Linked DNA regions of Homo sapiens: region 2 is linked to region 1. The links are chromatin loops, found by intact Hi-C in ENCODE. Cell type or tissue: GM12878. All regions are shown on one strand.

The links. Hi-C counts contacts between places; a loop is a spot of excess contacts. Peaks named below come from ENCODE experiments on the same cell type or tissue, not always from the same donor. Only the 100,000 strongest peaks of a DNase experiment are listed, where the experiment ranks them.
Region 2: a loop joins it to region 1, with 2.2 times the contacts of the local background. A loop is called at or near these places in 4 of 110 quality-filtered maps.

What each region holds. Positions count from the first base shown.
Region 1 is chr2:169,138,615-169,146,614 of GRCh38, reverse strand. It overlaps LRP2 (LDL receptor related protein 2), which reads left to right. Exons shown (of 79, transcript NM_004525.3): 70 at 692-868; 71 at 3,822-3,941; 72 at 6,070-6,160; 73 at 7,005-7,072; 74 at 7,244-7,364; 75 at 7,909-8,000. Among named protein-coding and RNA genes, the nearest start is that of DHRS9, 73 kb to the right of the region's middle. RefSeq lists a silencer at 4,542-4,836. In GM12878, a CTCF peak has its summit at 4,647 (motif pointing right); a DNase peak (open chromatin) is centred at 4,624.
Region 2 is chr2:169,394,662-169,402,661 of GRCh38, reverse strand. No RefSeq gene overlaps it. Among named protein-coding and RNA genes, the nearest start is that of LRP2, 36 kb to the right of the region's middle. In GM12878, a CTCF peak has its summit at 4,780 (motif pointing right); no DNase peak of the experiment used is centred here.

The DNA.
Region 1 (8,000 bases):
CCCCTCCACCCCCACCAACTCCCACCTGCTGAATTAAATGCAGATGAGTTCATTAGCAATAATTAAATCCTTTTCGTCCTTTTTACACAACTTTAAAAAAAAATGCTTCTCAGCAGAAGATATTGAAATAACTGAGTTTCCTGTTAGGTTGCCCCAGTAGAGGTGGTTTCATGTGTACCAATGTTAATTCATGTCTAACCGCTTCTGGACACATTCATTTTCACTTTACTAGATTGCCCAGTATGCACAACTGTAAATATCTAGGAGATGAACATTTTTTGTTGTTGTTGTTCAGACTCTGCAGAATTGCAATGACCCAGCACATATCACATTTTTCCTATTTGGTCAGATAGATGTCTTATGTTCAAAAGAAAACATAAAATCTTGCCATTTAAATTGTTTTCCAAAAATGCAGTAAAATCAGTAACTTGAAAGTGAGCTAGGGCCCTGTGATTGGTGTCGGGTGGTATACATCAATGTGGTTTAATTTCTATCTTCTTGACCTCCTAATGCAGCACACTTTCACAGTCCCATGTAGCTAAAGTCAGCCTGAATATTCCCAGAGCTTCAAGGCATTGTATGAGGGAATAATTCAAGCAGAATGACATCAGATCTAGAAGTGGCGGTAGGGTGTAGTGGGTATTTTCTTTTCAATAACCTTCTGTTTTGTTTTTCCCCTGTGGGTAAGCAGCAATGAACCCTTACAGCCTGGACATCTTTGAAGACCAGTTATACTGGATATCTAAGGAAAAGGGAGAAGTATGGAAACAAAATAAATTTGGGCAAGGAAAGAAAGAGAAAACGCTGGTAGTGAACCCTTGGCTCACTCAAGTTCGAATCTTTCATCAACTCAGATACAATAAGTCAGGTAATCACCAACTTTGGTATAAGATGCTCCTCATTACTTGGAAATCTTATTTCAAAATAATGGCTATATTGCTGGAAGATGGCAGTAGATAACAACAAGCTAATCTCTTGGTGCATGAAAGGGGTATATGTGTATGTACGTTTGCTGGGGGAGAGGAACGTTTTAACCATTTTCACCAAAGAAAGATAAAATTGGTGGTCAAATGAAATTATGCAAACCATCAGCAGGTAAGTAAAAATATTAGCCCTCATCATTGTTTGGAGTGATGGATATGTACTTCTAGGCCACAGAATCCAGCAGACATCAGTCCCCTGCTAAATGTGAGTTGGGTTAACAAGTCACAAAATGGGTTTCATAGGCATCAGAAATCTTATCCTTCCCATTGCAAGGCTAGGCTAGTCAGGTCAACCTGAGATATGTAGGTCTTAGTTTAAAATGGCCAGTCATGTGCATTCCTACCCGCTCCCCTCTGTCTCACTTTCCCACTTCTGGGCCCTGCTTCCTCAGGTTACCTGTGCGCTAATTTATCCTTCAGCAGTGTGTGGAGCAAGATGAAAGGCAAAGGGAAGTGAGGAAAGGAAATAGCCTTTTACTAAGTTCTTATGTCAAATTCTCTCTTCAGTGTTAATTCAGCCATCTATTACTTCAATTACCTTATAAAGACCTCCCAAACCTTATAAAGACATTTTATTCTCATCTCAAATAAAGAAACTGAGGCCGAGACAGATTTAGTAACTTGTGTGCCTAAGTCACATAACAAATGGGTGAGTTTTAATCTCAGAAATGAAATAATTTTTAGGTTCAATTCTATCCAACCCAAAACTCAGCATCTTGCTGTATTGGCCCAGTGTTCAGTATGCCAAAGTCCCAGGTTGAATGCTATGGATATGTGGCCTTTGACAAGTTACTCCCTTCCTGTCCCCATATGTGAGTCATGGGTGGAGTCTGGGGTTGTCTTGAGTCTGCTGATATTTTGAGACCTTGATCAGCCTTGAAAAATTGCAACTCAAAGCTGAGACTCCCATGAGATGACAGGGGTGGCAAATGCCTTTTCTAGGGCATGGCTTCCTTGTTTTGGAAGTATATCACCAAAACACTCCAGAATACTCCAGACCCTACCAATAGAATAGCTTTTGTGTCCTAAGTGCCCTTGCGGCTCTCACACTTGGCAATTTTAAAGGTAGGAGAGGAAGGCACAGTACACCTGGAAAGGCTATCTCCCCTCCCTACCGCCTCTGGACCCTGAGGAGAAGGCAGAGGAAAGTCTGGAGGCTGCCCCTGAAGGAAAAGCATCTCCCTCCGGCAGCTGATGCTCAGGGAAGGCGGCTCCTTTGGAAAGTGCTGGTGGAGTGGGGGTGGGGGTGGGGGTGGGGATGGGGAGTACAGCCCCAGCCCAGCCTGTTTGAACCAAGAGTTCTGAAAGTTGAGCATGCCTCAGAATTATCTGGAGAGCTTGTTAAATATAGATTCGTGGGCCCCATCTGTTGCACTTCTGATGCAATATGCCTGAGGTGGCCTAAGAATTTGCATTTCTAGTTCTCCTGTGACGTTGATGCTGCTGGTTCAGTGACCACATTTTGAGAACCGCTGCTCCAGTCCCTTGCTACTCAGAGTGTGGGCCATGGGCCAGGAGTCTTGGGATCCTTATGGGAGCTGGCTAGAAATGCAGTCTCTCAGGCCCACCCCAGACCTTCTGAATCAGAATCTGCATTTTAGCAAGATTCCCCAGGTGATGGATAGCACATTCAAGTTTGAAAATCTCCACTCTGGAGGGCCGACGAAATGGTAATGAGACAGATATTGATGGAGGCTTTTGGAAGATGTGTTACTAATTTATAGCTATGCTTTGTCTGTGGTTACATCTTGAATGACAGACAATCAGGATCACAGAATGTTAGTCTGAGAAGGAATGTAAAGATTATCCACTCCAGTACAACCCTTGGATAAATCATAATACATGCTAAGGTAGAATTAATAAGGCTCTAGACTTACCTAGGGAGCTTTTAATGGTAATACTTGAACTCTACCCCAGACCAATTCAAATCTGAATCTCTGTGAATGGGCATCAATAGGTTTTTTTGTTTGTTTGTTTTTTGTTTTTGAGACGGAATCTTGCTCTGTCGCCCTGGCTGGAGTGCAGTGGTGCAATCTCGGCTCACTGCAAGCTCCGCCTCCTGGGTTCACACCATTCTCCTGCCTCAGCCTCCTGAGTACCTGGGACTACAGGTGCCCGCCACCACGCCCAGCTAATTTTTTTTTTGTATTTTTAGTAGAGACGAGGTTTCACTGTGTTAGCCAGGATGGTCTCGATCTCCTGACCTCGTGATCCGCCCAAAGCGGCCTCCCAAAGTGCTGGGATTACAGGTGTGAGCCACCGCGCCTGGCCTGGCATCAATAGTTTTGAATAGCTCCCAGGTGATTATGAGGAACCATTGCTCTAAATTCCCTTTTCTTGCAATTAAGGTAACTGAAACCCAGAAGAAATGTCTCCTTGGAGGGTTGGGGTGGAAATCACATCCAGTATACTTTGGATAGACCATATGTTATGATCTGTCCAGTTTTGGGTAGTGACAAATCTTGGTATAATATGTGGATCTCACTGGTCTTTTGAACCATCTCAAGTTGTTTAGCACTGAGTAGATTTTGAGGTTAGGCAGTGAACCAGATACCCACCTTCCAAACCTCTCAGGGCAGCAGAGAAGATAAGTGATGCCAATAGAAAATGTGAGTGGTACAGAAATTGGCTGGAGGGCCCAGAGAGGGACTATCCCACTGCAGTGTGGTGGCAGAGATGATAGTGTAAATGAGGGTGAGTGGCCAGCTGACACGTGGACGAGAGGTATTGAGAGGATGCCTAGGCTCTGCTGTCACCTGGCAGAGCCACTTCCAGTTGCTGGGTATTCAGGTTATTCATTCTGTCAGGACCTAACTGCTGTTCTCACCCGCTTTCCAGTGCCCAACCTTTGCAAACAGATCTGCAGCCACCTCTGCCTTCTGAGACCTGGAGGATACAGCTGTGCCTGTCCCCAAGGCTCCAGCTTTATAGAGGGGAGCACCACTGAGTGTGATGCAGGTAGGAGCACTGCCCAAGCAGCTATGGGGGCCTGGGAGCACTCCTCTGCTGCCTTCAGGAGTCAGAAGAATCCCTGTATGCTGGGTCCTTTGCAGCAGAGTGGGGATGGCTGGAAGGAGGGTTAAGGGATGTGGGAGGTATGAACAGAGTTGAGTGGGACTTAGGGGGCAAACAGAACTGTGTTCCAGTGACTGCTGAGAATTATTTGCTAAGATCTGCAGAAATATAGATCCAGTGTCCCTAAATCTATTGCTGTGTTGTTTTGTAAAGACATTTTGAAGAGTGAGTTTTTATAAGACCTCTACCTCAAGCTGGATTCCCATTGCCCCAGAATCCACTCAACCTTAATTGTAGCTCCTCAGGGTAGAGAACCATGTCCAGTTTTGACAACTGAAAAAGGGCTACCTTTTGAAAAGTGCTTTATATTATCAGGAGACGAAGACCAGCATGAGGAAGCTGTGGTTTAATTCTAGTCCCAAACGCTGTGGGTGATCTATTCTTGGCAAGACTTTTTTTCAATGACTCTTTTAAGGAGTTAATAAGCCGGATGGGGGCGAATAACTAGTGTCCCTAACTAGCATCCGGTGCTGGAAAAGCCTGTGAAAAAGTCGTCCTGCAATTCACTAGCGGCCCATTTTATGGCTCACATCCTTGGGGCCTTCCCCCAGTTTTAGCTGATGGGGAAAGGAAAACGCTTAACCACCTTCTACCACCAGGGGGAGCAGGCAGTTAGACCAGGAACCACCCTTTGACTCATTCCAAACAGGCTGAGGAGTTGGCAGGTTTAGGGAATGAATCCAGGGAGAAAAAACTGTTTCTTGTCACCCCTCTTCCCCTACTCTTGCACTCATCCCAACGCTACTGGGGAAATATTGGTAGGAATCCAATATTTCGAGCCATATTTGGAACAAAATGACAATTTCAGGCTTTGAGATTTGTTCCATGCTGTGGATAGATTGTTTTGCCACTTACTGCAATTTCACATCGTGGGAGCAGTGTGGTCCTGGTTGTCACCTCATCTACTACTTTTCTCATTTAAACTTTTTGCCAAGTGGATTTTATTAAGATTCTTGTTTTAAAGAACTTTAACCGAAGTAAGCACACGAATGATGGCAGTCATTCCATATAGGGCCTCGGTTTGGTATAATAATTAAGCAATTAGTCCAGTGAGATTTCTTGAGTGCCAGCTATGTGCCAGGCACTGTTCTAAGTGCTGGAGGTAACAGAGGTGAACAAAACAGACAAAACCCCCTGTGTGTATTGAGTTTACATTCTAAGAGGACAATAAATAGAGAAGTCAATAAATACATGGTAGTTCAGGTGGTACTATGGAGAAAATGAAGGCAGAGGAAGAGGGATGAGGATGGGGTGAGTGGGGATTGTCCTTTAGATAGTGTTCAGGGAAGACCTGTCTGATACAGTGAACATTGAGTGGAGACTCAGATTGAAGGACTGAGCCAGGAGGGTATCTAGACTCTTTAAATAATATACACATGTAACCTATACTTATTAAGCATCTTCAATATAAAAGACACTGAAGCACTAATTCCCCATCAGGCACATCCTGGGAGTATGTACAGGCCTAGCTGGGAGCAGGGACTTGGAGTAAGGGCAGTTTGGGAGGACTTGAAAACTCAGGAGCTCTCTAGCTAACTGCCTATCAAATATCTCTATATCTGTAGCTATGTGACTGCCTGTGGACTGATCAATTACTGATGCTTTGGTGTCTTTAGTTGAAGTTTCAAGGTGGGCCTACATTAAACTCTTGATTTTAACTGGGTTCACGGAGGAGAATTCTGAAAACTTCAAATGAGAATGTGAATATTTTAAGAGATTATTTTACCACTAGGTTCTTGTAACTATTAATATATGTGCTCCAGAGTCTAGTACCTCTCCATTGTTTTTTGGGAAAAATTCTATAAACTGCCCCCTTTCTTTCCACTAAATGTATGTTACTCTCCAAGACCTTAAGGAAACTCACTGGACTTAGGGGGAAGGTAAGCTTTGACAGGGAGACTAATTGGCTGGCCTGCCCCTCCTCCCACCCCTAACCTGGGCCGGTTTGCATGGTGTGGGCACTCTGCTGAGTACAGCTGACTAACACCTGCATGGCTTTCCCTTCCTGCAGCCATCGAACTGCCTATCAACCTGCCCCCCCCATGCAGGTGCATGCACGGAGGAAATTGCTATTTTGATGAGACTGACCTCCCCAAATGCAAGTAAGTCTGAATGTTGAGGTCCCAGCTATAGGCCTTGCCTCTTCTGGGGAAATTTGAGACCTTAAAGTAGCCAGGAAAACAAATACAGGAACCTCACCAGTTCACTAATTCTTACATTTTAACCAGCTTGCCTTCCCTTGAGGGAGTCTACAGAGAACTGAGGCAGTGCTTCTTTAACTAGAATGTGCATAAGAATCCCGTGGAGATCTGGTTCAAGTGCCCATTCTCACGCACAGAGATTCTGCATTTCTAACAAGCTCTAGGTAGGCCACAGGGTCTTGGACCACACTTTGGGGAGCAAGGAGTTAGAGAATTGGCAGCAGCATTTTCCTACTCACCTGGTATTGTTGATTACAACAGGGCTGTGGGAGAAGAGCTGTCTGCAGGGCTGCTTTAGTACAAGGCACTCGTGATGAGCAGAAAGACTGGGATGGATTCGGAAAGAAGATGACTGTGTTGCGAAAACTCTAACATGGAGCAAGATAAATGGATGTCTTTAAAAAGCATTTAATGAAAGCATATAAAAGAAAGAAACATAACCATGGTTTCCATTTGTACTCTCTAAGGAAGCATTGCATAGATTAGACACCAATAGGTTTTCGTGGCCAGACTCACCCCCTCAGTGCCACAGCTACTCCATTACAAGTGCATTTCTAAAATCAGAGCACTGTTCTTTCTGCTTGTCTTCTCTTGGCAGAATGAACAAAAGTCATGCAGGATACATTGTCTGTTCAACATGTAATTTATGCAGTCAAAGCTCTCTCTACTTCAGGATGTGCTCAGAAAAATGCAGTAGAAGCCTAAGAACATAACAGCTAGTGAATGATTTGCTTTTTCCTTTCAGGTGTCCTAGCGGCTACACCGGAAAATATTGTGAAATGGCGTTTTCAAAAGGCATCTCTCCAGGAACAAGTAAGTTTTAAGAATGTGAGCAACTTGGAAATTACTCATGGCCCCTACATTGAATGCTGTCACAGCTTTTCTACTTAACCCAGTCTTTGAAGGAGTGGTTCTAGCCCCCAGTTTCTGCCAGGATTGCGGGCTCCCATGTGTTGATGTGCTCTCTGCTATCTTCTTCTATAGCCGCAGTAGCTGTGCTGTTGACAATCCTCTTGATCGTCGTAATTGGAGCTCTGGCAATTGCAGGATTCTTCCACTATAGAAGGACCGGCTCCCTTTTGCCTGCTCTGCCCAAGCTGCCAAGGTCAGTTTCATTATGGGGAACGTTGATGTTTGAAGCCTAAGAAATTCATATGAAGCCATGTGAAGGACTTAGTTTTCTTTCTAAGTTAAAAAAGCACAATACGCAGTTCACCGATTCCACAGAAACAAAAAGTAGTGAGGATGTAAAGCAGTCACTTCAAATCCCAACTTCTTAGTCAAGTGCTTCTCTAAAGCCTGAGTGACAAGCTGTGTTTTGTAGTCCAAATGGTTGTGCCTACTGGTAGGTGTTCAGGTCAGAGAGGAGTGAAAAGGCAGCTGTGTGATGGCCCAGGCTTTATCCTTCTATGTGCTGGACTCTTTTTCTTTTAGATCTCATGGTTCAGGAATGTGCTTTAACGTTTCCAGGTAGCTAAGGGAACTTACTACCATATTTGACAGTGTAAATTTAGAGTGGGAATTGAGCATTACATTTGAGGAAGATTTGGCAATGTGGAGGAGAGGGTACTATTGTGAAAGGTTGTATTTGTTGTTTTTGTTGTTGTTGTTTTAAATAACAAGACACTGTTTTGGTTACTTCTTTCCAGCTTAAGCAGTCTCGTCAAGCCCTCTGAAAATGGGAATGGGGTGACCTTCAGATCAGGGGCAGATCTTAACATGGATATTGGAGTGTCTGGTT
Region 2 (8,000 bases), 260 kb before region 1:
TCAATTTCTGAGCCTGTTATTGGTCTATTCAGAGATTCAACTTCTTCCTGGTTTAGTCGTGGGAGGGTGTATGTGTCGATGAATTTATCCATTTCTTCTAGATTTTCTAGTTTATTTGCATAGAGGTGTTTATAGTATTCTCTGATGGTAGTTTGTATTTCTGTGGGATCGGTGGTGATATACCCTTTATCATTTTTTATTGCTTCTATTTGATTCTTTTCCCTTTTCTTCTTTATTAGTCTTTCTAGTGGTCTTTCAATTTTGTTGATCTTTTCAAAAAACCAGCTCCTGGATTCATTGATTTTTTGAAGGGTTTTTTGTGTCTCTATTTCCTTCAGTTCTGCTCTGATCTTAGTTATTTCTTGCCTTCTGCTAGCTTTTGAATGTGTTTGCTCTGGCTTCTCTAGTTTTTTTAATTGTCATGTTAGGGTGTCAATTTTAGATCTTTCCTGCTTTCTCTTGTGGGCATTTAGTGCTATAAATTTCCCTCTACACACTGCTTTGAATGTGTCCCAGAGATTCTGGTATGTTGTGTCTTTGTTCTTGTTGGTTTCAAAGAACATCTTTATTTCTGCCTTCATTTTGTTATATACCCAGTAGTCATTCAGGAGCAGGTTGTTCAGTTTCCATGTAGTTGAGCGGTTTTGAGTGAGTTTCTGAATCCTGAGTTCTAGTTTGATTGCACTGTGGTCTAAGAGACAGTTTGTTATAATTTCTGTTCTTTTACATTTGCTGAGGAGTGCTTTACTTCCAACTATGTGGTCAATTTTGGAATAGGTGTGGTGTGGTGCTGAAAAGAATGTATATTCTGTTGATTTGGGGTGGAGAGTTCTGTAGATGTCTATTAGGTCTGCTTGGTGCAGAGCTGAGTTCAATTCCTGGATATCCTTGTTAACTTTCTGTCTCGTTGATCTGTCTAATGTTGACAATGGGGTGTTAAAGTCTCCCATTATTATTGTGTGGGAGTCTAAGTCTCTTTGTAGGTCTCTAAGGACTTGCTTTATGAATCTGGGTGCTCCTGTATTGGGTGCATATATATTTAGGATAGTTAGCCCTTCTTGTTGAATGGATCCCTTTACCATTATATAATGGCCTTCTTTGTCTCTTTTGATCTTTGTTGGTTTAAAGTCTGTTTTATCAGAGACTAGGATTGCAACCCCTGCCTTTTTTTGTTTTCCATTTGCTTGGTAGATCTTCCTCCATCCCTTTATTTTGAGCCTATGTGTGTCTCTGCACGTGAGATGGGTTTCCTGAATACAGCACACTGATGGGTCTTGACTCTTTATCCAATTTGCCAGACTGTGTCTTTTAATTGGAGCATTTAGCCCATTTACATTTAAGGTTAATATTGTTATGTGTGAATTTGATCCTGTCATTATGATGTTAGCTGGTTATTTTGCTCGTTAGTTGATGCAGTGTCTTCCTAGCCACGATGGTCTTTACAATTTGGCATGTTTTTGCAGTGGCTGGTACCAGTTGTTCCTTTCCATGTTTAGTGCTTCCTTCAGGAGCTCCTTTAGGGCAGGCCTGGTGGTGACAAAATCTCTCAGCATTTGCTTGTCTGTAAAGGATTTTATTTGTCCTTCACTTATGAAGCTTAGTTTGGCTGGATATGAAATTCTGGGTTGAAAATTCTTTCTTTAAGAATGTTGAATATTGGCCCCCACTCTCTTCTGGCTTGTAGAGTTTCTGCCGAGAGATCAGCTGTTAGTCTGATGGGCTTCCCTTTGTGGGTAACCCGACCTTTCTCTCTGGCTGCCCTTAACATTTTTTCTTCATTTCAACTTTGTTGAATCTGACAATTATGTGTCTTGGAGTTGCTCTTCTCGAGGAGTATCTTTGTGGTGTTCTCTGTATTTCCTGAATGTGAATGTTGGCCTGCCTTGCTAGATTGGGGAAGTTCTCCTGGATAATATCCTGCAGAGTGTTTTCCAACTTGGTTCCATTCTCCCCGTCACTTTCAGGTACACCAATCAGATGTAGATTTGGTCTTTTCACATAGTCCCATATTTCTTGGAGGCTTTGTTCGTTTCTTTTTATTGCTTTTTCTCTAAACTTCTCTTCTTGCTTCATTTCTTTCATTTCATCTTCCATCACTGATACCCTTTCTTCCAGTTGATCGAATCAGCTACTGAGGCTTGTGCATTTGTCACGTAGTTCTCGTGCCATGGTTTTCAGCTCCATCAGGTCCTTTAAGGACTTCTCTGCATTGGTTATTCTAGTTAGCCATTTGTCTAATTTTTTTCAAGGTTTTTAACTTGTTTGCCATTGGTTCGAACTTCCTCCTTTAGCTTGGAATAGTTTGATCATCTGAAGCCTCCTTCTCTCAACTTGTCAAAGTCATTCTCTGTCCAGGTTTGTTCCGTTGCTGGTGAGGAGCTGCGTTCCTTTGGAGGAGGAGAGACACTCTGATTTTTAGAATTTTCAGCTTTTCTGCTCTGTTTTTTCCCCATCTTTGTGGTTTTATCTACCTTTGGTCTTTGATGATGGTGACGTACTGATGGGTTTTTGGTGTGGATGTCATTTCTGTTTGTTAGTTTTCCTTCTAACAGACAGAACCCTCGGCTGCAGGTCTTTTGGAGTTTGCTGGAGGTCCACTCCAGACCCTGTTTGCCTGGGTATCAGCAGCGGAGGCTGCAGAACAGCAGATATTGGTGAACAGCAAATGTTGCTGCCTGATCATTCCTCTGGAAGTTTTGTCTCAGAGGAGTACCCGGCCGTGTGAGGTGTCAGTCTGCCCCTACTTGGGGGTGCCTCCCAGTTAGGCTACTTGGGGGTCGGGGACCTACTTGAGGAGGCAGTCTGTCCGTTCTCAGATCTCAAGCTGCGTGCTGGGAGAACCACTACTCTTTTCAAAGCTGTCAGACAGGGACATTTAAGTCTGCAGAGGTTTCCGCTGCCTTTTGTTTGGCTATGCCCAGCCCCCAGAGGTGGAGTCTATAGAGGTAGACAGGCCTCCTTGAGCTGTGGTGGGCTCCACCCAGTTCGAGCTTCCCAGCCGCTTTGTTTACCTACTCAAGCCTTGGCAATTCTGAGCGCCCCTCCCGCAGCCTCGCTGCTGACTTGCAGTTTGATCTCAGACTGCTGTGCTAGCAATGAGCGAGGCTCCATGGGTGTAGGACCCTCTGAGCCAGGCGTGGGATATAAACTCCCGGTGTGCCGTTTACTAAGACCATCAGAAAAGCGCAGTATTAGGGTGGGAGGGACCCGATTTTCCAGGTGCCGTCTGTCACCCCTTTCCTTGGCTAGGAAAGGGAATTCCCTGACCCCTTGTGCTTCCTGGGTGAGGCGATGCCTCGCCCTGCTTCGGCTTATGCTCAGTGCACTGCACCCACTGTCCTGTACCCACTGTCCGACAATCCCCAGTGAGATGAACCCAGTACCTCAGTTGGAAATGCAGAAATCGTACGTCTTCTGCGTTGCTCACACTGGGAGCTGTTCCTGTTTGGCCATCTTCTTGATCTTTTGAATTATTTATAAGTTTAGATTATCTGGGGTCACTGTTCTTCTCCATCAAACTAGGTACTATAAGGTTGATTCAAGAAGAGATATATTCTTCATGTGGGTTTGACTTTCACAAACTTGCTTTTTCTGGTAGTAACTACCAGAAAATAGCTACCACGTGTACGTATATCTGTGTGTGTGTGTGTGTGTGTGTGTGTGTGTGTGTGTGTATTTCATAACATACATGCAAGTACCAAGATAAGCATTTTAAATTTGCATCTCATTTAATCCTCACGATAGGGAGGAAATTGAAATTTAGTAAAATTCAGAGACTTGCTCAAGATTGCCCAGCTAGAATTTGGACTTTGATGTGTCTAATTCTTAAATTCACGACTTTTCTCTTTGGTAATCTGTGTTAAACATGTTAGTTTTATTTGCTAAAATATTGACTTCATCATGGCTGGGTGCAGTAGCTCACACCTGTAATCCCAGTACTTTGGGAGGCCGAGGCGGGCGGATCACCTGAGGTCAAGAGTTCGAGACCAGACTGGCCAACATGGTGGAACCCCGTCTCTACTAAAAATACAAAAATTAGCTGGGCATGGTGGTGCATGCCTGTAATCCCAGCTACTTGGAAGGCTGAGGCAGGAGAATCGCTTGAACCTGGGAGGCACAGGTTGCAGTGAGCTGAGATCATGCCACTGTACTCCAGCCTGGGCGACAGTGAGACTTTGTCTCAAAAGAAAAAAAAAAATGAATACATTAAGTCCTCAATGTCATCAATAGGTTCTTGGAAATGGCAACTTTAAGCAAAATAAGATATAACAAAACCGATTTTATTTTTCTCATTGACATTATAACTAAGCCAGCCATGGTGGTTCATGCCAATAATCTTAGTTTCTCAGGAGGCTGAGTCAAGAGGCTTGCTTGAGGCCAGGAGTTCAAGATCAGCCTGGGCAACTTAGTGAGACTCCCATCTCAAAAAAAAAAAAAAAAAAAAAAGACATTATTCAAAGACCTGTTGTACCTCATTTTGCTTAAAGTTGCATTTCCACAGGACTTAGTGTACATTGTTTTGTCAACCGAATGAAAATTGCTTCTTAATGTTAGGAAAAAATGCAAGCAGAGAGGATACAGAAATAAACCTGTTAATTATGTATGAAACAAGACCTACTAATTTAACCTGGCTGTCTAAGATACAGTTCGCTTTCAGTAAACATCACAGATTTAAATCATTTTTTCCTCTAAAACATAAAGGGAAATTTTAGAAATGTCAAATTATATAGCAAGAATGTCAGTGAAAAAAAGGATTGTATCTGGCCACTGGGTGTCAATCTTGATCCACAGTCACAGGGAAAGAACACTCTTTTATGACTCCAGCTTTTCTTTCTCATTCTCTCCGGAGAGAGTTAGGAGAGTGATTTTATTTATAGCTAATAGGACACATTTTCTCTCTTAAAATCTTTGTGATTTCTAGTCCACTACCATGAAGATTATAATCTTCAGAGAATCTGAGGAGGAAAAAAAGACTAAAAATAGCAGCCAAAGAAACATCTTTAACAAAAATGCACTACATTTGCAGTTCTAAAATTATTCTGGGCTGGGTGTGGTGGTTCATGCCTATAATCCCAGCACTTTGGGAGACTGAGGGAGGAGGATCACTTGAGCCCAGGAGTTCAAGACCAGCCCGGGCAACATAGTGAGACCCTCTCTCTAGAAAAAAAAAAAAAATTAGCCGGGCATGGTGGCACGCGGGCCTGTTGATCCCAGCTACTCAGGAGGTTGAGGTGGGAGGATCGCTTGAGTCCAGGAGATTGAGGCTGCAGTGAACCGTGATCGCACCACTGCACTCCAGCCTGGGTGACAAGAGTGAGACCTTATCTCAAAAAAAAAAAAAAAAAAAATCATTCTGGGATAAGCTTGGCCAGCTGTGTAAGACATTATTTTGTGACTTGATTTCTGTACAGTTCTGACTATGTAAAATTTCAAAGTTCCATATGTCAAATATTTGTCTGGAAAATCTAGCTCTTTTAGTGAAATGGTATGTTTTATTATATGATTACCATTTTAAACTAGGAAAAAGGTGAAACTTCAGAAGGTTATATAATATAGGGGGATTTCTCAGCCTCACAGTTCCCTTACCATTACCTCCCTCTAGTGCATCCTTCCAGAATCTAGATATACTCTATACATACATAAGCATTTATGTCTACATAGCTCCTCTGTTTTTAAATACACAAATGGCATAGTCAACATGCCATTCTGAAACTTTTTTTTTTTTACATTTAATAAAGTATCTTGGACATTGCTTTGAATCAGTTAATGTAGATCTGCCTTATTCTGAATTGAGACCATACTTTAAAAAAAGACATTAAATAGTGCTCTGATGTTCTCATCTTTTAGGATTTTACAAGTGGCACCAAAGGCAAGAATTTGGTCAGACATGCCAATCCAGATTAGAGGAAATGGAACGCAGAGGAGCTGGACATCCTCACCTCTCATGGTCTGCAAGTCTTTGATTCCCCTTCTCCTCCTCCTCCTTCCAAACCCCTCCAACACTCTTGAACATATCTCTGACTTCTGTTTATCTTACACTTGCTGACAAATCTCCTTGGAAGCTGGTGGTCCATTTAGCCATGCCACAGCCATATCATGGCCCCCAAGACACACCACAGCATTGTAAGGGCCCCGAAGAAAACATATCATAAAATTAGATAAAGCTGGATATTTGTAAGTAAAATTTTAAAAATCCCTTGTTTGGTTAAAACAATGCAGATTTGATTTCATTTACTTCTAAGCTCTTTAACTGAATTGAGCATATTTGTATTTTCCCAAATTCAGTAGATTAGACTTGAATCTCTCATCCCATAAACAGGGATGCCCCAAATGAGTCTCAATGATTACTGTATGTTGCTGTGGCCGCAAATTCACCTTCCATTATGTTGGACTGACATTCAAACTGTTCTGGACAAAATGCCAGTACTCTTTCTAAAACCAGTGTAATCATGATGTGTTGAGATATACCTTCAACAGGTAGCCGATGAGTCCTAGCTTTCTGGAGTTGTTGCACTCTGCTGCTGGGTTTCAACTTCCCCTCCCATCCCAGGCACTGCGGGTGGTTTTGCCTCGGTTTTGAATTCATTTGGTTTTGAGCACTTGTGGAGTCTTGTTTCATGTCCCTGGGGATCGTTAGTGACATCCTGGGTGTGGAGTGCTGGGGGATATCTGTTACCAAGCTGTGGTCTCTTTCTCAGCGTAGTAGTTAGAACCGTTGGTCAGTAAATGGGCTTTCAAAAAGCCTCAGGGCTTTGTAATTCTACAAATGGTATAAAACAGGCCCCTTTGGAGCGATTCTGCAGCACTGCCCGCTAAAAGTTAAGGGAAATGACTGGCTCTGTGTCCAGAAGGGAATGAGTGTTGGATGTTTTATCCCCTGATTGGATGTACAGAAGCTGGCCTTGATATGCAGCTGAGGTCCCTGTTGGCCTCAGAAGCTCCAAAAACATCTTAGCTAGGAATGATGTGAAGTCAGGGCTCCTAGCGGGGTGCTCCCCAGGCCTTCTGGAGCAGTGTTTCAATGGGCCTTTATAGTCTGGCTGCCATGTAATCTATTGAGGCTTTGAAAACATTAATGCAGCCTCTGAAAGGGTCCAGCACAAAGGAGGGGTGGAGGTGCCACCAACAGGAAAAAAAGGGCCTGCTTCCTTGCTTCTCAGACCTCCATCACCAGTGATCCAGAAGAATGAGTTCCTTACCTGGGACTGTGCTGGAAAGCTTTGACCTCTAGTTTCTATTTTTGCTTTTAGTGGGTAACTGCTGCTAAACCCAGTGTCAAATAGGCCTTTCAGAAATGCAAAGAAGGATTTAGTGCTATTTGTTGTGTTCCCTTGGGCTGGATACTAACAGTTTCTTTATTTGTGAAATAAAAACAACAATAATGATACTACCTGTGGAAATAAATGAGATAATGTGTGTAAAAGGCTTGGCACAAAGCTGGCCCGTAGTAAGTGCTCAATTAATAGGGGCACCAACATTAGGAGAAAAGGTTGCTTTCATAGTTACCTGTGTGGGATGACTTTAGTTATTCCTTGTCTAAAAGCAGACCTACTCCCCTGACTCTGATATGTGAAATTCTGTAACTAGAGATTCACTTCTAAAAATCAAAATGTCTTGGTAAGTGTAAACACTTCTGTGAAAGAGAACATTCAGGCTTGGCAACCATTTACACATTAATGAGAATAAACTTAACAGATTTTGTTAGGGAGAGATAAGGGCAGTGAGTACTTTGGGAAGAGAAAGAGTTCCCACTGAGTAGAGGAAAAGTGTAGAGATACTCCAAATCTAGAGATAGGGCAGGCTGCCCTGTTAAGTAAGCACCTCTATTTCCTTGGGTTTGTGTTCTTTTGAGACAGGTCATCTGATGACCCAGAAATATTCAGTCTCATGGTTCCCTCGCTCCATTATTAACCATTTATTAATTCTTTGCTTGAATTAGTACAAGACTGGAAACAGAATGAGGGCAAAAACCCCAATATGCTTGTACTACTGCATGTTCA